Regions from separate parts of the Homo sapiens genome. Here region 2 is linked to region 1. Evidence: chromatin loops called from intact Hi-C (ENCODE). Cell type or tissue: endothelial cell of umbilical vein. All regions are shown on one strand. Each heading gives the region's core, and the rest is flanking DNA. Links, peaks and the distances in the headings are about the cores only. Region 1 overlaps SDK1 (sidekick cell adhesion molecule 1). Region 2 holds the start of LOC124901577 (a long non-coding RNA gene).

Region 1 (11,830 bases), core at 2,564-10,563:
CACCTCCCGGGTTCACGCCATTCTCCTGCCTCAGCCTCCCGAGTACCTGGGACTACAGGCGCCCGCCACCGCGCCCGGCTAATTTTTTTGTATTTTTAGTAGAGACGGGGTTTCACCATGTTAGCCAGGATGGTCTCGATCTCCCGACCTCGTGATCCACCCGCCTCGGCCTCCCAAAGTGCTGGGATTACAGGCATGAGCCACCGCACCTGGCCTCCTTTGCCCATTTTCTAATAGGAATTTTTACTATTGAATTTTAGGAGTTCTTCACAGATTTCAGATAAAAGTCCTTTGAAAGACATGTGGCTGGCAAATATTTTCCCCTAGTTTGCAGCCTGTTTTTTCATTCCTCTTTGCAGCATCTGTCCCAGAGCAAGTTTTCACTTTTGATCAAATTCAATTTATTTTGTTTTCATGTATTGATCATGTTTTTGGTGCCATAGCTAAAAATTGTTCACTAATCCGTAGGCTCTGAAGATTTCCTCCTGTGTTTTCCAAAAAGTTTTATAACCTTACATTTTACATTTAAATCTCTCGTATGTTTTGTCATTTTGTTGTTGTTGTTCATTTAAGTTTTTTTAAAGATATAAAATGTGAGGTTTAGGTCAGGTTCATTATTTTGCCTGTTGATACCCAATTGCTCCAGCACCATTTGTTGAAAAGATCACCTTTCCTCCCCTGAATTGCTTTTTAAAAAACTGTGGTAAAATATGCCTGAAATCTATCATTTTAATGATTTTAAAGTCTACAATTTCATAGTGTTAAGTACATTCACAGTGTTGTGCATATCACCACTATTTCTATCCAGAACTTTTTCTTCATCCCAAACAGAAACTCTGTACCTGTGACACAGTAACTCCCATCTCTCCCTCCCCCCAGGGCCATGATGACTTCTATTCTACTTTCCGACTTTATGAATTTGCGTATTCTAGAGACCTCATGTAAGTGAAACCACACAATGGGTGTTCTTTTATGTCTGGCTTGTTTCACTTAGCATAGTGAATGATTAGTTTTCAAAGTTCGTCCACGTGATGCAGCATTTTTCAAAGCTCCTGCCTTTTATGGGCACATAATAGTCCATGGTACCTACAGACCATATTTTGTTAATCCATTCATCTGCTGATGGACACTTAGATTATTTCTACATTTTTGCTGTTGTGAATAATGCTGCTATAAACATTGGTGTACAAGGTCTGTTTAGGTCTCTGCTTTCAATTATTTGGGGTATATACCTAGATGTGAAATTGCTGTTAATTGTATTTTTAACTTTCTGAGCAACCAACGGTCTTCCACGGTGGCTAAACCATTTTACATTTCCACCAGCAATGCACAAGGACCCCACTGTTTCCACATCCTCACCAACACTTGTTAATTTTCTACTTTTTATATTAGCTGTTACAAGGGGTGTGAAGTTGTGTCTAATTGTGGTTTTGACCTGTTAATGTCATGACCTGCTGTGGTTTGACCACTAATGACTAATGACACTGAACATCTCTTCATGAGCCTACTGACCTTTTGTATATCTTCTCTGGGGAAATACTTTGTTTGTTCTGTTGTTGTTGAGTTGTAGGGGTTCTTTACACATTCTGGACATCAGCCTCTGATCAGATTCTATGGAGTTTTGTACCCTTGTCAAAAAATCAGCTGGTTATCCATGTGTGAATATATTTCTGGGTTCTCTACTCCATCCACTGAACTATGTGTCTATCCCTCCACTAATACCACACTGTCTTGTTTACCACAGCAACATAGTAAGTCTTAAGATCACATTAAGATATAAAATATATATTCACATATTGAATCTTTCAATTCATAAACACTGTCTTTACATTTAACAATTGATATGGTTTGGCTGTGTCCCTACCCAAATCTCACCTTGAATTTTAATAATCCCCATGTGTCAAGGGCAGGGCCAGGTGGAGATAATTGAATCACGGGGGTGGTTTCCCCCATACCATTCTTGTGGTAGTGAATAAGTCTCACGAGATCTGATGCTTTTATAAATGGGAATTCCCTTGCACAAGCTCTCTTGTCTGCCAGCATGTAAGACCTGACTTTGCTCCTCATTCACCTTCAGCCATGATTGTGAGGCCTCCCCAGCCATGTGGAACTGTGAGTCCATTAAAACTCTTTCCTTTATAAATTACCCAGTCTTGGGTATGTCTTTACTAGCAGTGTTAGAACAGACTAATACAACAATATTAACATCTAAAAAAGAAGAATCCAGGGCCAAAGATGCTTATCGTATGTTAAATAAAAATAGTGTACACACCTACATGCACACACACACACATACACACATACCCCTTCGCACACAGAGCAGAATCCCTGTGGGAGAGTTGGAAATTCCAAGGGTTTAAGTAGGGTGGCCAGAAAAGTCTTCACTAAGAAAAGGATATTTGAAAAAAGTACAAAATTAGCCACCCAGATTTCTTGAAGAAGTCATAAGAAACAAACATCCCAGAGGCCAAGAGGTGCAGGAATCCTTGGTATGTCCAGGGAACAGAAGTAGGTAAAAGATGAGGTTAGAGAAGCAAAAAGAACAAAGTTGAAGCATCACATTACCCAACTTCAAACTATACTACAAGGCCTAAGAAACTAAAATAGCATGGTATGAATACAAAAGTAGACACACAGACCAATGGAGCAGAACCCAGAAATAAAGCCACACACCTACAACCATCTGATCAACAAAGTCAACAAAAATAAGCAATGGAGTAAAGATTCCCTATTCAATAAATGTTGCTAGGATAATGGGATATCCATATGCAGAAGAATAAAATTGAACTCCTTTCTATCATCATATACAAAAATTTACTCAAGATGGTTTAAAGACTTAAATATAAGACCTCAAGCTTAAAAAATATTAGAAGAGGGCAAGGCGTGGTGGCTCACGCCTGTAATCCCAGCACTTTGGGAGGCCAAGGTGGGCAGATCACAAGGTCAGGAGATTGAGACCATCCCGGCTAACAGGGTGAAACCCCGTCTCTACTAACAATATAAAAAATTAGCTGGGCGTGGTGGCAGGCGCCTGTAGTCCCAGCTACTTGGGAAGCTGAGGCAGGAGAATGGTGTGAACCTGGGAGGTGGAGCTTGCACTGAGCTGAGACTGCGCCACTGCACTCCAGCCTGGGCGACAGAGCAAGACTCCGTCTCAAAAAAAAAAAAAAAAAAAAAGTACTAGAAGAGGCCAGGTGTGGTACGTGTAATTCCAGCACTTTCGGAGGACAAGGCAGGAGTATAACTTGAGCCCAGGAGTTTGAGACCAGTCTGGGCAACATAGTGAGACCCCGTCTCCACAAAAAAATACAAAATTTAGCCAGGTGGCAACATAGTGAGACCCCGTCTCCACAAAAAAATACAAAATTTAGCCAGGTGTGATGGCATGCACCTGTAGTCCCAGCTACTTGGGAGGCTGAGGTGGAAGAATCGCTTGAGCCTGGGAGTTTGTGGCTGCAGTCAGCCGTGATAGTGCCACAAAAAAAGAAACTCAATAGAGCAAACAGACAACCTACAGAATGGGAGAAAATATTCAGGAACTATGCATTCAACAAATGTCTAATATTCAGAACATATAAGGAACGTATAAAAGGAAGTTAGATAAATCAGCAAGCAAAAAACAACCCAATTAAAAAGTAGGCAAAGGGCATGAACAGATACTTCTCAAAAGAAGACATACGGGGCATGGCATACCTGTAATTCCAGAACTTTGGGAGGCCAAGGTGGGAGGATCACTTGAGGCCAGGAATTCATAACCAGCCTGGGCAATACAGTGAGACTCAGTTTCTACAAAAATGCCTGTAGTGGCTGAGGTAAGTGGATGGCTTGAGACCGGGAGTTCCAGGCCGCAGTGAGCTATGACCATGCTACTATACTCCAGCCTGGGTGACAGAACAAGACCTCATCTCTTTACAAACAAACAAACAAACAAACAAACAAAAAGGAGTAGGGGGAGGAAGAAAGGTAATGGGGAGCATATTATGTAGACTTTTGTAGGCCACTTTAAGTACTCCAGCATTTAATGTGAATGAAACAGGAAACTGGAAATTTCTGATTTTGAAGACTGACATGATCTAACTTACATTCTAAAAAAAGATTAGCTAAGTGTTGAATACAAGCAAGCAAGAAGACTAGACCACAGACCAGAAGCTGTTATAATAATTCCAGCTGTAGACGACCATCACTTGGTCCAAAGTGGTAGCAGTGAAAACAGCTAAATGTTGGATTTTGAATAGCTTTTGAAAGGAAAGCTAACAGGTTTTTCTGTGGCTATGGGTGAAAGATCAAGGTTTTGGCCTGAACCATTTGAAAGATAAAGCTGCCATGAAATGATATGATATAGACTATGGGTGGAGCAGGTTTGGGGCATGGAGGGAGATCAACATTGGAGATATCTGTTAGATTCACACGTGGAGATGGCTCACGGGCATGAGAAGGTTTACAGCCGTGGCTAGCAAACTCTAACCCATGTACAGAATTTGATGCAGGCTTGTTTTTATATGGCCCACACACCAAGAAGACTATTGTTCCTCAGGTCACTATGCTTCTATCCACAGGGGTCAGGAAGGATACCAAATGCCCTCTACTCCCTACCACTCACAGCCTTGCCTAATGATTGGCTTGAGTCTACCAGCATTAATCCAGCCATGCCCTTTACCCAATGCGTGCTGAACACAGAGCCAATCTTGTGGATCTCTGTCCAACTCCTTATAGAAAGACGTCATGTTGGTCACCTGGAATACACTGTGGTGGGAGTATTCACACCATGAAAATTGGAAAAAGCTACACATCAGGGCTCTTCCCTGCCAAGAGCCAGTTATAGTTATCAAACACTGAACAACACATCACTGCCCTTTGTCCGTATTTATGGAATAAAGTCTTAGAATCTCAATTCATCCCTCATCTCCTGTATATGAATCCCCAAACAGCCATGAACAGCTCTTACTCCACACTACATCCCTCACCAAACCAAAACTCCTTAACCACTTCCATTGTGCTTTCTGTGACTCAAAGACCAGCCTCAGCAAAGGCCCCTGTATTGTCACCCTCTCCTCTAAATGTTTCTTCTTCTTGCTCAACAGGAAGGCTGGTCCTCCCCTGCTGACACTCATGCCCTAGCAGCCCTCTCTAGGTCTCTCCCACCCTGCTTTGGACTTGGACGTGGGGTAGATGCCCTCCTTCCTTCTCATTACCATGCTCACTACACTCCACCCGCCTCTTCTCAAATTGCCTCCATCTGTAACACTGAATCTCATGTCGTCTAACTTTATCTCCCACTACACCTTCGTTGTTGTAGTCAATTTCTGATGCTGTCTTTCCCTTATCTTTTAGTGATATAGCTCTTGACTCACAATTTCAGTATACACATTGACTGTGCTTCAATCAACATGTGATCGGTCTGTGCCATTCAGAGATGTTTTTTTCTCCTATTCTCTCTTCTATGCCTTAATGGACTTCAAGACTTAAAAGCATTTAAAAACTCCATGATCAAACAAATCTCCCTGCTGTCACCTACCAAAAAGTTATTAGAAATTATCTCTTATTCTTAATCAAATTTCTATTTATTTTTAATAAAATTTGCTTTGGGTTTATATTTAAGAATACTTTATAATCAGTTCATCAATAATAATCTCAATGTTCAAGAAGTACTTAGAACTCAGTTTTATGATATAATTCTCAAACAAAACCAATGTGTATGTCTTCCGCCCTTGGAATGCAAACTTTTGCCTGCCACATAATGAACTGACTATGCCAGCCACCAAATACACAAGGCAGCAGGGGGCGCAGTTTTGGGCCCTCCAGGTCAATGACTGAGCTTTTGTCTTTGCAGAGCAAGACGAAACTACCTAATGCATTAGCAAAGCAGAATATCCAAAACAACATGAGACAGAAATAAAAAGGGGTAAGTCTATACCAAGGCATCTCACAGTGAATGTTAATAAACTCATGTAATAACAGGCCGGCGGGGCCTATGGTATGTACTTTTATTTTTCCATGTTTAAACATTGATTATAAATGATTATGAGTTTTAAGGTTCTCACATAAGCTGATAAACAACTAGGAATAGAGAGTATACTAAAAGGAAGAGCCAGTCAACAAAAACCTTCCAGGAAAAGACTCTTTCAGGAAATGAATGCTTTTATTTCCCCTTTTGTCTCTATTGACACTGTCTAGCTCTCCGATCTTTCCGTCCAATGAATGATTCTGTTGATCATGAACCGCCCCCATGGGATTTGTTCCTGCAATGCTTCATTCTGGATTTACACTTCCATTCTATCAAGTGTAGTCAATATCCTGTCTGTAGGATGAGAGTATTGCAGATAAAAATCAATTCCCTTTGGAACTCATTTTCGGAAAAGCTTGGTGCATCACTGAAATTGAGGAACCGCTGCCTTACAAATTGGTCAAATGCTACAAGGAAGTATCTTCATACTTTAAGTATTTATTTACTATCAGCAAGAGCTGCTTCATAGCTAAAAGAAGTAAAGCAAAGATGCTTATTTAAAAAAAATAGAAAAAAGGAATAAAAGAGGAAGTAATATTAAAAGATGCATCTAGAAAAAGTTTAACCATTTCAAGAGTTAGAATAGAGCTTTTACCCAAAGATCACTCCAAACCCTCAAGGGTGGGGATGGGGCCCTCATTGTAGGTGCCTATTTTGGCAAAAGTGTGATCTGTGCATACTTAGAGCTTTCTGTATTTTTTATATATATATATATATATATATATATATATATATAAAATTATATATTATAAAAATATATATTACATTTTTATTTAATATAAATTTAATTTTTATTTAATATAAATTTTATTTAATAACAAATTTATATATAAATTTAATATTTATTTAATATATATTTAATATATATTATTATATATTATATTATATAAATATATATATTATATATATATATTTCTCCACATCATCTCCTTTATCGATCTCACTCTGGGATCTATAAATAGATTGCTTTTGGACTTATTTAGGTACTGGTTTCCAGCTCATCTTTCTTCTTTGCCTGTATGTCCTATCTCTTTTGGCTAATGCCTCTGTTTTTTTCCTCAAGAGTTTGCAGTAGAAGTATAAACACAGCTTTCATCTTTCATGTTGGCTTACCTCCAGTAACGGCAAGAAACAGAGAGACACTTCAAGAACTTGGGGGTGCAGTAGGGTAGATGAGCTGCTTGCTGTGATAGAATAACGTGTGATGGGTATTCACAATAACTGGGCACTACAGAAACAGGATGGGTATGGAAGCCACTCTGAGGATGTTTTCATTCTCACCAGCAGCATCGGCTGCCTCCCTACAATTCTCCCTGCCCTCATTCCTATAGTCCTTCAGGTTAGACCAATGGTCACCACACCATGACCCGCCACTCCTCAGAGTTACCAGGAAAACTCCTCCAAGACCTCAGGAGACCCTGTGTCCCATATCATGGATAAGCCCTCCCAGAGGCCGCCAGGACTTCAGAGCAGCTATGCCTCAGGGTCCATGTGTTCCTGCTTTTAGCTCCAAGCAACTACTGTGTAGGCATGGATCAGTTGTAAAGGGATAAGTCAAGTTCAGCTGATTCCTCCACATTATAAACACAAACAATAAGCAAGCAAGCAAACAAAAACCTGCCCAATCTCACAGACATATTACATAAGAAGGAAAAAACTATAAAATGGTTTCAAAGATTTCCCACTGGCGTTATAATTTCACTTCCTGCTCTTAATTTCTTTTTAATCTCATTATAAAACTCACCAAAAAATGCATTAGGTTTTTCATGAGACTGTCTCAGGGATTATTTTGTACTGAATGACAACATCTACAATGAAAAGTGTTTGATTAGTTAACTTCCTGGAGAAACACAAGTTTATTTTAAACACTCTTCACTTGGATTTTTTTCTATTGACTCAGTCTTAAACTTGTAAATAGGTATAACAGCAATGATATGATCATACAGACTACACATTTGTCTCAGCTATATTGAGAAAGAAGGGATAACATCAGAGCTTACAAATTAGGAATCATAATAACAAAAAGGGTAATGACCAGAGCTTCATTCAATGAGCAACAAAGTATTTTACTCTGTCTTTGGGGAGATGTACATTGATTCCATTTCCTTCTTAAATTTGTGACTATAAATATTTAAAAATTGGTTTAAAAAATGTCCCTGATGGGCTAGACTCACACAATGTAGAGGCCGATGGAATTCTAGAGAACATTAAGCTTAATTTTCTGAATTTACAAGATGAAGAAATGAAGAGACAGTGAGAGGAAGTGACTTGACATTTAAAGTCAGAAACAGACACGAAGTCCAAACCAGATCCTGTTCAGTGTTTCTTGTCTCCTCTAAATATACTGAGTAATGACTTGGATAAGACCAATGCTGAAAACTCAGGGGTAAGGCAAGACACCCCCCGCCTTGAGGTCCCAGTCCTCCAAGGGCCTAGAGCCCAATAGGAGAAACAAACCTCAAGGAACTAGTTATGCAATGAACTGTTTTAACTGTAATCGTGGTAACTATGGCAAAAAAAAGTTACAGGATGTGCTGTAAGAACAAATAATAGACGACCTGTCCTTGTAGGAATCAAAGAAGGTTTCCTAAAAAAGGTTACTCTTGAACTGAGCACAAAAGGGTGATCATCTAATTTATTTCACAAACCAGTAGTAAAAGGGGATACCTAAAAACAGTAAATGTTAACTGATCTACAACAGACATAAACTGGGTCTGTCCTGAGCCAGCTGGGATGTAAGGTCCTTTGCTGCAGAAGGATAAGTCAGTACTAAGCAAGGGAAGCAAGCGGGTGGGTATCCTGTATAAGTGGGGAGAGCAACGAGAATTCCCAGAGACAAGAAGGGAGGTGGTTCGTTAAGCAAATAATCTAACATTTACTGGGGGCTTATTAACTGTCAGTCACTGTGCTACCACCGCACACGTTTCATCTCATTTAATTCACACAAATCCCCTAAGAAGCTGAGACTAATAACTGCATTTCAGAGATGAGAACACTGATGCATAGGTTCAAGAACTTGTCCATTAATAAAAGTTTTGTTTTGTTTAAGAACTTGTCTAAGATCATACCTAGTAAGTGAAAAGTTAAGATTCAAACTCAGGTATCTGATCCGGGAAACTAAGAACGTAACCAATATACCAAAGTGGCTGTGGCTGGACGTCAGAGGGAAAGAGATGGAAGAAAAAATTTAGGTAGATAAGGGAAGGAACTGAATTACACAAACCCTGCTGTTTATATTAAGGATTTGGTTACTCAGACTAATATACTAATGGATTTGAAGGAACAGAGTAACAAGATCAGGTTCATATTAATATATCATTCTGACCACAGCATGGGGAATGGAGAGAGAAGACAAAATAAACATAGGGAAACAAGGTAGAGACCAATGAAAGAGGCAAGAGTTTGGTCAGGAATGGTGGCAGAGGTGGACACACAATGATGTGAGTAGATTTGTGGGATAACATGTGGTACAATAAGAGAAACTGGTGATTGACTGGATGTGGTGGAAGAGAAAAAGAAGTATCAAGGATAATTCCTTGGTTCTTGCTTGGGCAACTGTTGGATGGCAGTGTCATTTATGTTAAGAAAGGAGAGCCAGGAGTAAGGCAGGGAAAATAGGGTCAATGAAGAAAAAAGAGTTCTGTTTTCAACCTACTGAGTATGAAGCACCTTTGAAAAAACTCCAGGAAAATACAATGAATAGGCTGTTGAATACATAGGTTTGAAACTCAAAGGAGTGATGTGGGCTGGAGATGTAAAATTGTGAGTCATCTGCAAGTGCTATAGTTGGTATGTGAGCTGATGAGCTTGGATGAACTTACCTAAGGAGGGAGAATAAGGTGGGAGGTAGTGAAGTGCTAGGACCAAGGATTGAGGAAATCCAAGGTTTAAAGACAGGTGGAGGAAGGCAAGTTGGCAAAGAGGTCTAAGAAGAAGAGAGCCAGAAAAAATGAGCAGGAGTGTGTTGTGTTATTGAATTCAAAAGAAGAGAGTGGTTAAAGAAGGTGGAAGTAAACCGAACAGTCAATACCAGCGAAGTTCAAGGAGAGTAAGAACTCAAAGATGATTCTGTTTTGGTGGGAGCAGAAGTAGATCTTCAAGAGTTCAATGAAAAGGGGGTAAGAAGGTGCTGTAAAACCTGAACATGTTCCAAATATAAAAATTCTGCAACAAGGTCTGTAGTTAATCTGTTTCTGTATCTGTTTATGAGACAAAGCAGTAACTTTAACAGGTTTTTAATCCCCTCTGCTCCTACACTGCTTTCCATGCTCTTATAATTTGGGATTTCAATTCCACATTTCTTTGCTTTTCAAAATATTCAACATTCATTTACACTAACCAATATGTTTTACCACCTTATTTGTTCATTATCACTCCTAATATTCTACTTCTTCTCAGATTTACTTTTCTCCCTGGAATGTGTCCTTTTTAGATTCTCTCAAAGAGCTTTGGTAAGTGGTAAACTTCTTGAGCCCTTATGTGGCCAATTGTCCTTTTCAAATGGGGCACAGCAACATTCCTTACCAGACATGCTCTGCCAGAGCCTCCCATGACGTCACACAGGGACAGGTCTATGGCTCCTTCTCCTGAACCTGGGCAGGCCTTTGTGACTCTTTCAGCTAGTGACACAATGGTGAAAATGGACACTTTGTGACTCCCAAGGCTCATCATAAAAGGCAATATAGTATTTTGTTTTGTTTTGTTTGAGTAGGAATTTCACTCTATCACTCAGGCTGGAGTGCAATGGCGCCATCTTGGCTCACTGCAAACTCCGCCTCCCAGGTTCAAGTGATTCTCCTGCCTCAGCCTCCCGAGTAGGTGGGATTACAGGTGCACACCACCACACTCGGCTAATTTTTGTATTTTTAGTAGAGATGGGGTTTCACCATATTGGCCAGGCTGGTCTCTTGCCCAGGCTGGTCTCGAACTCTTGACCATGTGATCTGCCTGCCTCGGCCTCCCAAAGTGCTGAGATCACAAGCGTGAGCCACTGCACCAGGCCCAAGGCAATATAGTTTTTATGTGACAGCTTCTCTCTGTATGTTTGTCCTTGGAACCCAGCATATAATCTTTGAAGGAAGTCCATGCCCATGGAGAGGTCCATGTAGAAAGGAACTGGGGTCTCTGGTCATTAACTCTGATGAACTCTCAGTTAACAGTCAATACCAACTTTTGCCATGAAAGTGAGTCGTGTTGGAAGAGGAATCTACTGCCATCAGTGGAACCACCCTAGCTGACACCAGGTGGAGCAAAGATAAGCCTTCCCACTCCTGCTCAAATTGCAGATTTGTGTACAAAACACCTGATTATTTTGTTCTAAGATGGGTTTCAGGGCAGCTTATTAAGCAGTAAAACATAATGAGAATGGCTTGCATGTCTAAAACTGCCATTATCCCTCTGTCCCCTACCTCAAATGATAGTTTTGTTAGGTATAGCAAGCTAAGTTTCTGATTATTTCCCTGAGGACTTTGAGGTTTCTTATAAGTTTCTTATAAAGTTAAATAAACATACACTTACCAGAAAGTCTACTCCAAGCATGTAACTGGGCAAAATAAAGGCTTATGTTCATGTGCAAACATATTTGTGAATGTTTCTAGCATCTTTATTTGCAAATGGCCAAAACTGGAACAATCCCAAATGCCCTTCAACTGGGGAATAGAATAACAAGCTGTGGTACATGCACACAATAAAATACTACTTATGAATAAAGAAGAACAAAGTACTGATATGTGCAACAAAGAGATGAGTACCAGATGCATTACGAGAACTGAAACAAGCCAGATTCAAAGGCTAAATACTTTAGGATCCCATTCATAAGATATTTTA
Region 2 (11,830 bases), core at 1,516-9,515, 270 kb after region 1:
GGTCTAAGTTTTACCCCCAGTTACTCTTACTCTCCACCTCACACTTCAACTCCTATAATACCAGAGTACTCATACAGCCACCAATATGCCACACTTAGTTCTTGTGAAAAGCATTCCAAGATTAAGGAAAGTGTTTTTTGTTTTTGTTTTTGTTTTTTTTTTTGGTTTTTTTTTACAAATGAGGAAGTCTGAGTAGACCAGTGTTGGACTAGATCCTCTTTAAAAATAAGAAAACCAAGGCTTTCCAAAGTCACAAAGCCTGCCTCAGGTAGGACATCGTCAGAACCCACACCCTCTGGCAACTGTTAGTTCAGTTCTGAAAATTCACTTGTTTTTGTTCAGAATCTTTCTGAACACAGGCAGTTCCTTTTCTACACAAGTTTCATTTGAATATTTTCACTTACTTAATACAAACATTAAGACCTCAATCTTACGATATACATTACAGAGCACAAAATTAACATTACATTATTTTAAACTTCATGCCTTTGAAAATGCTCCAAAATAGCTTTTACATTCTTGTCCAACCAAAACACATCTGTTAAACTACCAATTACAGTAGCATTTAAAAGCCTCCCATATTGTACTACTGGACAGTACTGGACCATTTACCAAGGCTGCAGTTGTTCAAGCTCTGAAGTAATTGACTTCAGTCATGCAAAAAGACTGATAAGAATCAACTGGCTTTCAGCCCAGAGAAGCTTTCCAAACCAGTTTGGAAGTATTTAATGATTTTAAACATGTCAAAACTTTTTACTGAATATTCTTTCACAACAAAAATAATGTCAAGCCTAAGGGCAGACTAACAAGTTGTTTAGATGACAAAAGAAGTCAACAGTCACTATTAATAATAATACTGCAGATTCTCTGTTCTGAGAGTAAATTAACTTGTTTATCAACCATGGCAGAAAATAATAAAACATACAAAAAAGAGGTAAATTATTACAAATCAGTGATAACAATGACAAAGCCATACACCGGAAGAAATCTACTGTTTGCAGCTATTAATATAAGTTATTTAAATATACACAGAAACATATATAGGCACACCTTGTCTTACTGCACTTAGCTTTCTTGTGCTTCACAGATATTATGTTTTTCAAATTGAGGGCTTTAATTTGTAAAATTACAAATTTTGGAGGTTTGTGGCAGCCCATGTCCAGCAAGTCTATTGATGCCATTTTTCCAATAGCATCAGCTCACTTCACGTCTCTGTGCAGGCATTTTTTAGAAAATGTTTAATTAAGGTATGTACTCTTGTTAGCCATAATGCTATTGCTCACTTAACAGACTACAAAATAGCATAAACACAACTTTTATATGCACTGGGAAACCACAAAATTTGTGTGATTCACTTTATTGCAATGGTCTGGACCCTAACCTGCAATATCTCCAAGGTATGCCTGTATATGGAATAAATAAATATATATATAATATAAATAAATATATATATTATATATATATATATATATATATATATATATATATATATATATATGTAAGATATTTCAAATCCCTGTAATGCAGCTTGGAAACAGAGTACCCCAGTATCCAGTCAGACGCACAGTGCCCTCACTCTTTCAGAAGAGCACACAAGTGAGCAACCAGCATGGAAATAGACTATTCTCTTAGGTAGTAACTACTGTACCATTTTACATCAAAAAGCTGATAGGATACTGAGTCTCCATATCTTATTGTATTTGTGCTCTCTTTACTCTTTACTCAGATATCTAGATATTACCTGTCATCTTTCTCATAGGTGCAAATAAACTTTTATTTACCAAAGTCATTAAGCTGCTAAATAATCCCTCTTTCGGTTAGAACAAAAAGACCTGTTTTTCATGGTATTTATGAGTCAGCATCACAAATCAAACAAAAAACACCATCAAATAGTCAAAACGTTCAAATAACCTTAAATGAGCAATAATAACTAACAATTCTCCAAAATTCATTTCCCACCATTTGAAAGAAGCAACCATTCATCACTTTAATGATGTAAATGGGTAAAATGAAATGAAATTACAAAATTTTAAATTACAGGAATCTTAGAGATCTTCTAATAAGTAAGCTCATAAGAAACAGAAGTATAGGTCAGGCATGGTGACTCACACCTGTAATCCCAACACTTTGGGAGGCTAAGGCGGGCAGATCACCTGAGGTCAGGAGTTCAAGACCAGCCTGATCAACACGGAGAAACCCTGTTTCTACTAAAAATACAAAATTAGCTGGGTGTGGTGGCATGCAGCTGTAATCCCAGCTACTGGGAAGGCTGAGGCAGGAGAATCACTTGAACCCGGGAGGCAGAGGTTGCAGTGAGCCGAGATAGCACCACTGCACTCCAGAGTGAAACTCTGTCTCAAAAAAAGAAAGAAAGAAAGAAACAGAGGAATAGAAATGTTTCATCTAATTCATAATAAGCCAAAGTTTGCATAATTAAATCTGTATCAATCAGAAGCTATCACATTTATATAAGTGCAAAATAATCTTTACATTCCACATAGCTATAATGCAATCTACTGTTGAGTGTAGAATAAAGTTTATATTAACTAATAGACTCAAAAATATTGCAACTTAAACACATTGGTTTCCATTTTTAAGCTACACAAATAACTAAGGGAAAACTGCAATCAAGAAGAAAAACAACTTTTTGATTTAAACACCTCAAAAATGGCCCAGATGAAAAAAAGCAACAACAAAACTGAACTACTTGAAATTCTCTGCCTTTCACAATGCACATTCTTATTTCACTTGGGAAATTTAATTGTGCTTTGTGTATGACCTTTAAAGCATTGTTGTCACAGCTTGATAACATTCAAATAATTTCAATAAAACACCTACCACAGATGGGAAGTCATAAAATCATAATAGAAATACTCAAACTTTATAATAGTATTTAGGAGAACTTTATTTTCTAAAACTTGGTCTTTGCCTCTTCAGAAATAAACATTGTGCTTCCGAGTGAATTTCTTGGGCAGACACAATAAAAACTACTGAAGTACCTCCTCCATTACTCTCTGAATAGCCAAGCTTCACCATCCTTTATAACAGATATCATTCATTCTCCAGTCTTCATTAAAGCCTTTCCTAAGAATCTCAATTAGATTTTATATATATCCTCCACATATCCTACTGAGTGCAGGATACTGAGCCACATGAAGCTTTCTCAAGTTCTTTTTGCATTTATTTTCCGCATATTATTTTCTGTGACATTGCTCTATCTGTGAGTCACATAAAAGCTAAACCTCAGAAACCAGATTGAGTTCCATGAGGACAGGATCCAGTTTTGTGCTTCTTTTATATCTCCCACAATAGCTAGCTCAAGGTACATATTCAGCAGGTGTTCTTACCTCCTAATCGACAGATGCAGTAAAGACAGCTACACACATACGTAAGAACATGATATAAACTCCTAGCAAACGCCATGCACTGGTCTTCAAATCCAGATAGTTAAATAGTGATAACATTTAATAACTAGGCATTTATACAAATGCCATTTGTGCTCATTTTGGCCAAGATTCAGATGTTAACAGTTTAAGTATTTGAAAAATTAAGGGGTAATTCATACATTCTAATACTAGTAGATACAAAATTATTACACATCAGTAGCATTATCTCCATAATAAAAAAAAAAAATAAGGCTCAGAGAAGTAATGTAACTGCCCAAAGTGCAAGTAAGAAGTAAATCTGGAAGTCAAACTTGGGTCTTCCCATCCAGTGAACTACGGCTGGCTCAGTATATTGTGGCCACAGCCTCTTCAAGACTCACCTGGGCCATGAGTGGTCTTGTTATTTTCCCCCAGCAAACCATAAAATTATGAAGTCCTATGGGTTCCATACATGGAATAGTTTGGCAAGTACCATTTGACTCTACAGATGCTCTCTCTCAAAAAGTCTTTGAATAAAATATATTACCCAGTGGTGACACTGCCATTTTCAAGGCCCCATAATGCTCTTGTCACACAGTAAACAGGAAAATTGTAATTGTTTAAACTTCCAAGTTATCAGTTACCTTTCCATTCTGATCCTGCCTCCATGATATTATGCTCAACTCATCTTGATTGGAATTCTGTGTATTCCCCCAAATCTTGTCATGTGATTATTCTAGAAGACCTCTTGAATGCTCGTGTAAGTGGCTGACATCATCAAGTATGGATTTTAGTAAGTGAAGCGTGATCTGTATATTTTTCAGACTCACAATGACAGCTCCCTATGTATCTTCTAAATCCATCAGGACACATTACGGAGCTGAGGGCTATGAGGCTGCGGATGGCAGCAGGGACCCACGCAGAGGCAGTATTAGATGACTACTCATCTCGAACTGGCACTGGCTGCTGTCCCTTCCCTTCTCATCATCACTGTCCTGTCCTGACACTGGAGTTCGGCCAGCTGAGGCAGACCTACACGAGACTGGGTAGAGATAAGCTCCATAAGCAATTCCTCTGGCCGTAAGAATGGCTTTGAAAACTGAGGTTGAAGCTCCTTTATAAAGCTCTGTTGCATAATAGATTCCTCATCTCATGTGTTAACATGAAGGCAAACACAACCATAAAATGTTTTTGCCTGTGTATATATTTTTAATTACGCCATAAGAATCCATGAACCCACCAACTACAAAATAAAACTGGACCTTAATTATGACACATATATTTCTAGGTAACCCCCACTCCCATCCTTTGGTCTGCCACCATCTGAGGTAACCACTATCCAGAATCCTGTACTTTACTTTTTATAGTTTTATGTTTATCTATTTTTGTGTAATACAAATACTGTGTATATTTTTATGTATTTATAAGTACATACGTTCTTTTCATTGTTTCTAAGTTGATAAAATGGGTAAAGGCTGTATGTAACCTTCAGGGACTTACTTTTTCACTTGTTATAAAAATTCATCCATTCGAAGTTGGGGGCACTCTCAGAATGGTGGAGTGAAGATCTGTGGAAACGCTCCCATGCATAAAAACAATGAAAATGCTGCCACAATTTTCAAAATCAACTTTTTTGAAAATTCTGAAAATTAACCAAAGCTGTACAACAATCTAAAGCATTATCTTAGGAAAGCTGCTGAATCTTGGCTAGAAAGGCTTGGTTCATGGCATTTTAACTTGGTCTACTCCATCCCTCTCTCCTAAGCTCCATTCACAGTAGGCTAAGAACCAGCAGCCTCCCTAACAATGTGAAAATGTGTAGTCCTGTAGCCACCAGAGGGAGCAGACCCAGTTCAGACTTCCCCAAAAGCGCCCTCTCTGGAGCACTGTCACTGTCTGACCTGCTTCACAGCTCTCAGGGAAGCCCCATTCACAAGGCATTATCATTACTTGATGTCATGCAGAGCTCACCAAGCAGGAGAAGCCCTCTACCCTAGGGCATTTGTCAAAAACAATCAGCTGCAATTGATTAACACCACAGCTATTAAGTCGGCCATACCAGTTGGGCAGCCAAGAGTCCAGCCAAAAATTTAAATGGGAGACCTGTGAAATGAGATGTCCACAGTGGGTATCTGGAACTCCACACACATGTACCGGGCCATATACAAGCCGAGGAAAGAGCCATACACAACACATATACAGAGCCCCTCACAGAAGGATGGGAGACTTAGTAAAAGGGATTTGTGTCCAATCATCAACTGACCACTAATCAAACCCAACAGAGATTTCAGTGTCCCCACACAATGAAGAAAATAAACTTTATGAGATTAGTCCAGAGAAGTCACTATACGAAGTAACAGCAGCCTTATCAACAGGATGATACTCTGGGGGGATAACAAATTTGAACTTCCAAAGTTTACACATTAAATAATTTAAAATTTATAGTGTTTAACCAAAATATGAAGCATGCAAAGATATAGGAATGTACAGACCATACACAGGAAAAGGAGTCAATAGAAGCTGTCCCTGATGAAGCCTAGATGTTGAACTTAAGACGTAAACTTTAAAGGAAACCATCATGCTCATACTTTCCTTTAATTCTTTAACTCTCACAAAATAAAAAATGTCAAGAAAGAGACAGACATCACAAAAAGGAACAAAATTAAAACTCTGGAATTGAAAGGTATGATAACTGAAAGGAAATATTCATGTAAGGAGTCCACAGCTGACAAAAATGAGCAGAAAAAAGACCCAGCAAATTCAAAGATACATTGAGATTATGTGGTCTGAGGAAAAGAATAAATTATGAAAAAAAAATGAAAAGAATCTCTGGCACCTCTGGGACATCCCCAAGTGCATGAAGTTACACATAACTGGGGTCCTAAAAGAAGAGAGAAAGAATAACTGAAGAGATAATACTGCTGGTTTCTGTTGCAACATGTAAAGAGCTCGGAAGTCCCACTCTCCCAACATGAAAAATAGTGGAAAACTTGAACATGGACAATTCTTAGATACACCAGAGAACTGAGGTCTCAGGGCAAATAGTTGCACTGAAAACTGGAGACACAAAATCACAGCTTACTAGGAGGAGCGCTACTAGAGGAAATAACTGTAGGAACACTTAAGTGGTAACTCACTATTTGCTGGAGGCTGAGTATAAACTAGCTTGAGGAAAAAAAAAAAAAAAAACTACTGGGGGCTCAGTCTTAGGGGACCCATACACTTTCATAAGTTTTACCCCCAGAAGTCCCACTATGTTCTCCTGGTGAAGACTGGAGGTTAAAAAAATAAATAAATAAAAATAAAAATAAAATAATAAATAAATCATGTGCTCAGCAAGGGCAAGGGGAAAAGTAAGCATGCCAAAATGCATCTGGGGAAAAGTATTTTGAAATATGCCCGGAGCCTTCTGTTCTATATAATAAAGGCCTTCTCCCAAGGGAAACTACTTTGTCAGAACTTTATGTGACCTAGGGGAAGGTGATTATACAACTCAGTCCCCTCTAGCATCCCTGTCTCACAGAAGAGGAGAAAAAAAAATGCTAAGAAACTCTTCTGAAGGTCACAGCCCAGGGACTCAGGCCTACTAAACAAATCTGAGGTTTATCACAAGATTATAGAATGTTTCCTCTCCGCAACACCTTATCACTACATCAACAGGGCTCTAATAGAACAACAGTGGATTACAACTAAAATAGCTGCAAGGTACAGACTCTACTTAAGGCGGTATTTCTAGGGAAGCCCAAAGAAAATAAAGGAGAAAAAAGCAAGGATACTACGGGAAACTAAAGCCTGTGAAACCTACAGTTACAGAAAAACCTACAGCTACAGAAAACCTACAGTTACAGAAAACGTTAAACCTACAGTTATAGAAAACGTTAAACCTACAAGCCAGATAAACAAAACCTCACACTGAAGACCTATTTACTACTTCAGTTCCTGCTACTCAGTACATCATGCCTGGCTTTCCACAAAAAATTACAAGGCATGCTGAAAGGCAAGAAAACACACAATCTGAAGGGGCAAAGCAAGCATCAGAATCAGACTCATATATGGCAGAGATTATGTAATTATCAAACCAGAAATTCATAACTATGATTAATATGCCAAAAGCTCTAATGGAAAAAAGTGTAAAACATGCAAGAAGAGGTGGGTAATGTAAGCAGAGATAAAAACCCTAAGAACAAATTTTTAAAAACCGCAAAAACACTACAACAGAAATGATAGCCAAAAATGTCTAGTTTGATGAGAAACATTAAATTACATATCCAAGAAGTTCAATGAACTCCAAATAGGGTAACTCAAAGAGTCAAACACACATTAAGACAAAATGTTCAAAGACAGAATCTGTAAAACAACAGAAAAAATGACTTGCATATTACAGGGAATCCTCTATAAGATTAACAGCTGACTTCTTGTTAGAAACCATAAAGACCAGAAGGCACTGATGTGACATATTCAAAGCGCTGGGGGGGGGAAAGAAAAGACTACGAACCAAAAATTATATATCCAGCAAAACTATCCTTCAAAAACGAAAATTAAAATATTCCCATATAAAGAAAAAATGAGAGAATTTGTCACCAGCAGAATTGCTCTACAAGAAACACTAAAGGATTACTTCCAGCTGAAGTAATTCAAATCCATATGAAAAAAATTTGAAAGTACCAATAAAGGCAATTAAATAGGTAAATATAAAATACAATATAATTGTTTTTGAGAACGCTTTTCTCCTATTTGTTTTAAAAGGCAACTGTATAAAGCAATAATTATAAAACTTTGTTGATAGGCTTATAACATATAAATACATAATTTATAAGGCAAAAAAAGCATGCAAGTGAGAAAAAATTCTGTGTATGTTTGAAATTATGCCAGGATTAACCTGAACTGAATTTTAAGTTATTTGTTATGATCCCCAGGATAACCACTAAGAAAGTAACTCAAAATATATACTAAAAGAAACAACAAGAATGATGCATTTAAGAAAAGAATCCATTTAACACAAAAGAAAGCAGTCATGGAGGAATGAAGGAACAAAAAATATATAACATTTATAGAAAACATATAATGAAAAGGTATACTTAAATCTTAATAATTACATTAAATATAAATAAATATAAATGAATTAGACCATCTAATCAAAAGGTGCAGATTAACAGTATAGACTGAGAAAAATAAACTTGACAACCATATGCTGTCTGGAAGAGATTCACATTAGATACAAAGATACAGATCAGTTGAAAACAAAAGGATGGGAAAAGATATATCATGAAAACAGTAATCAGAGGACAGCTATATTAATATCAGACAAAATGAATTTAAAGACAAAAATTGTTACTAGAAAGAAAAGGAAATTTTATAATAAGAGGGTAATTCAGCAGGTAAAGATAACAATTTATAAATATGTATGCAGTAACAGGGGTCCAAAATACATAAAACTAAAACTGACAAAATTAAAGAGAAACAATAGTTGAACATTTCAATTTTCAATAATGAATAGAACAAGTAGACAGAAGATCAACAAAAATACAGAAGACTTATAACACTGCCAATCAACTTACCTTAACACACATCTAAAGCACACTCCACACAACAGCAGCAAAATAATCATTCTTTTCAAGCTGCCATAGAACCCAAGATAAGTCATATGCTGGACCACAAAGAAAGCATTAGCAGATTTAAAAGGATTAAAATCGTATAAAGTATATTTACCAACAATAATGCAGTTATTTCTAAATACGGGTCAAAGAAAAATTTTTTTAAAATTACAAGGGGGAATGAGCAAGTATTTTAATCTGAATAATAGAAATACAACTCATGTCCAAGTGTATGAGATGCAGCTAACACAAGACTTAGAAAAAAACGTATAGTGTTAACATTCCTATATTAAAGAAAAAAATCTCAAATCAATAATCTAAGAATTCACCTTTAAAATGTAGAAAACAGAAGACTAAACCATATCAAGGGAAAACAGAATGAAGAAAATAAAGATGACAGGAGAAATTAAAGAAATGTAAAACAGAAAAACAACAGAGGAAAAATTAAAAGGTGGTTCTTTAAAAACAAAATTGGCAAACCCTTGGCAAAGAGAGAGAGAAAGAAAACCACAAAAATCAGGAATGAAAGAGAGATGATTACCACTGACCCCTCACAGATTAGAAAGACAAAGAAATATTAACAACTTTACGCCAACAAATTCAACAACTTAAATAGACAAATTCCTAAAAAGTCACGAATGACCAAAACTGACTAAAGAAGGAATAGAAAATCTCAATACATCTACAGCAAGTACAAAAATTAAATGAGCTTTTAAAATATGTTCCCACAAAGAAAAGTCCAGGCTCAGATTCCTTCACTGGGGAATTTCATCAAACACTGAAGGAGGAAATAATATTAATACTCCACAAATTCTTCCGAGAAGTATAAGAAGTAGATTTAAGAATATTACTCACATCTCATTCTAGAATATTCCCACTCATTATGGGATGCAATAACACCCTGATAGCAAAGCGAGACAAATTATTACCAGAAAGGAAAACTACAAACCAGTATCTCTCACAAACACAGATGCAAAAATCCTCAATAAAATATTAGTGAACCAAATTCAACAACATATAAAAAAAGATGATAAGCCATCTTTTTTAATTACCCCAGAAATGTGAGGTTTTAACAGCTAAAAATCAATTAAAGTAATGCATCATATTAATACAGAATAAAAACCAAATGAACATCTCAACAGGTACAGAGAAAACATTTGACAAAATCCAATGTGCATTCAAGATAAAAAGTCTCAGCAACCTTAGAATAGAACCTGGTAACATGTGCAAAAAACCTACAGTGAATATAATACATATTGGTGAAAGACCAAATTCTTTTCCTCTAAGACAGGGTAAAAGGCACAGATGTCCACTCTCATCTCCTCTATTCAGCACAGCACTGGAAGCTCTAACCACCCAAGAAAAACAAATAAAAGACATTCGGTTTGTAAAGAAAGTGGTAAAACTGTCTTTGTTTGAAGATGACATGATCCTGTATATAGAAAACCCCAAAGAGTCCACAAAAAAACTATTAGAACTAATTTTTAAAAAGCACATCTAGTTCACAGGATATAATACAAGATCAATATATAAAAATCAATTATATTTCTATAAGCAATAAACAATCTGGAAGTAAAATTAAGAGACACATTCACAATAGCATTAAAAAAGTACATACAAATAAAGGTAACATAAGAACAAGACTTGTACTGTAAAAATTATAAAGCTTTGAAGAAAATTCAAGTTTTTTTAAATGATGAGACATTCAATATTTATGGATCGAAAGACTCAATATTGTTAAAATGGCAATTCTCCCCAAATTGATCTATACATTCAAAATAATCCCTATCAAATTCCAGGAGGCTTATTCCCACAGAAATTGATAAGCAGGTCCTAAAATGCAAATGAAAATGCAAAACATTTAGAATAATCAAAACAATTTTGAAAAAAAACTGGAGGTCTTTTCTAAATTTCAAATCTTATATAAAGGTACAGTGATCAAAGCATTATAGTACTAATAAAAATCATTGATCAATGGCACATAATTACGAATCCAGCAATAAATTCTTATATTTATTATCCACTGATTTTTAACAAACATGCCAAGGCAATACACTAGGGAATAGATAATACGTTCACCAAATAAAACCAGAACAATTGGATATCCACATGCAAAAAGATGATCTTAGACCCTACACAAAGTTAACTCAAAATGAGGGTCGGGGGAGAAGTAGAGGAGAGACTGACTCCATGTGTTTGGGAGAAAAGGAGGAGAACAATATCTCTGTCTGGTAATCCAGAGAGTTCTTCTGGATCTTATCCAAGACTACCAAGACAGTACCTATAGAAGTCTGCAAGAACCAGTGTTACTGGCCTTAGGGTGCCCCCTAATGCAGATATGGCTTACCCAACTCCTTTTGAATATCTGGAAAGCCTTCCCAAGAAGGATGGGTACAAATAAGCCCAAATGATGAACACTATAATAAATGCCTAACTCTTTAAAGCTCAGATACTGACAAACATCCACAAGCATCAAGACCATCCGGGAAAACACGACCTCACAAACTGAACTAAATAAGACAACAGTGAACAATCCTTAAGAAACAGATATACATGACCTTTCAAGAACTCAAAATAGCTGTTTTGAAGAAACTCAAATTCAAGAAAACACAGAGAAAAAATTCAGAATACTATCAGATAAATTTAACAGAGATTGAAATAATTAAAAAGAATCAAGCAGAAATTCTGGAGTTGAAAAATGTAACTGAAGTACTGAAGAATGCAACAGAATCACATTCATTTTAACTTGTAGCCCATTCATTTTAACTGCTACGTAGTATTCTGATCTGCGAATAATCCAGTTTTATCTACTCTTTCCCGATATTCCCTTGAGTTGTTTTTCACTTGACTGTGCTGCAATGAACATTTCTG

The links. Hi-C counts contacts between places; a loop is a spot of excess contacts. Peaks named below come from ENCODE experiments on the same cell type or tissue, not always from the same donor. Only the 100,000 strongest peaks of a DNase experiment are listed, where the experiment ranks them.
Region 2: it touches region 1 in a loop (2.7-fold over the local background); 3 of 110 quality-filtered maps call a loop at or near these places.

What each region holds. Positions count from the first base shown.
Region 1 is chr7:3,667,670-3,679,499 of GRCh38, reverse strand. The region is part of intron 4 of SDK1 (sidekick cell adhesion molecule 1); the gene reads right to left. Among named protein-coding and RNA genes, the nearest start is that of SDK1-AS1, 320 kb to the right of the region's middle. In endothelial cell of umbilical vein, for the core only: a CTCF peak has its summit at 5,767 (motif pointing right); no DNase peak of the experiment used is centred there.
Region 2 is chr7:3,393,493-3,405,322 of GRCh38, reverse strand. All of the region lies in intron 1 of SDK1 (sidekick cell adhesion molecule 1), which reads right to left. LOC124901577 (a long non-coding RNA gene) reads right to left here and starts at 6,536. Exons shown (of 2, transcript XR_007060196.1): 1 at 1-6,536. RefSeq lists an enhancer at 5,018-5,767. In endothelial cell of umbilical vein, for the core only: a CTCF peak has its summit at 5,231 (motif pointing right); no DNase peak of the experiment used is centred there.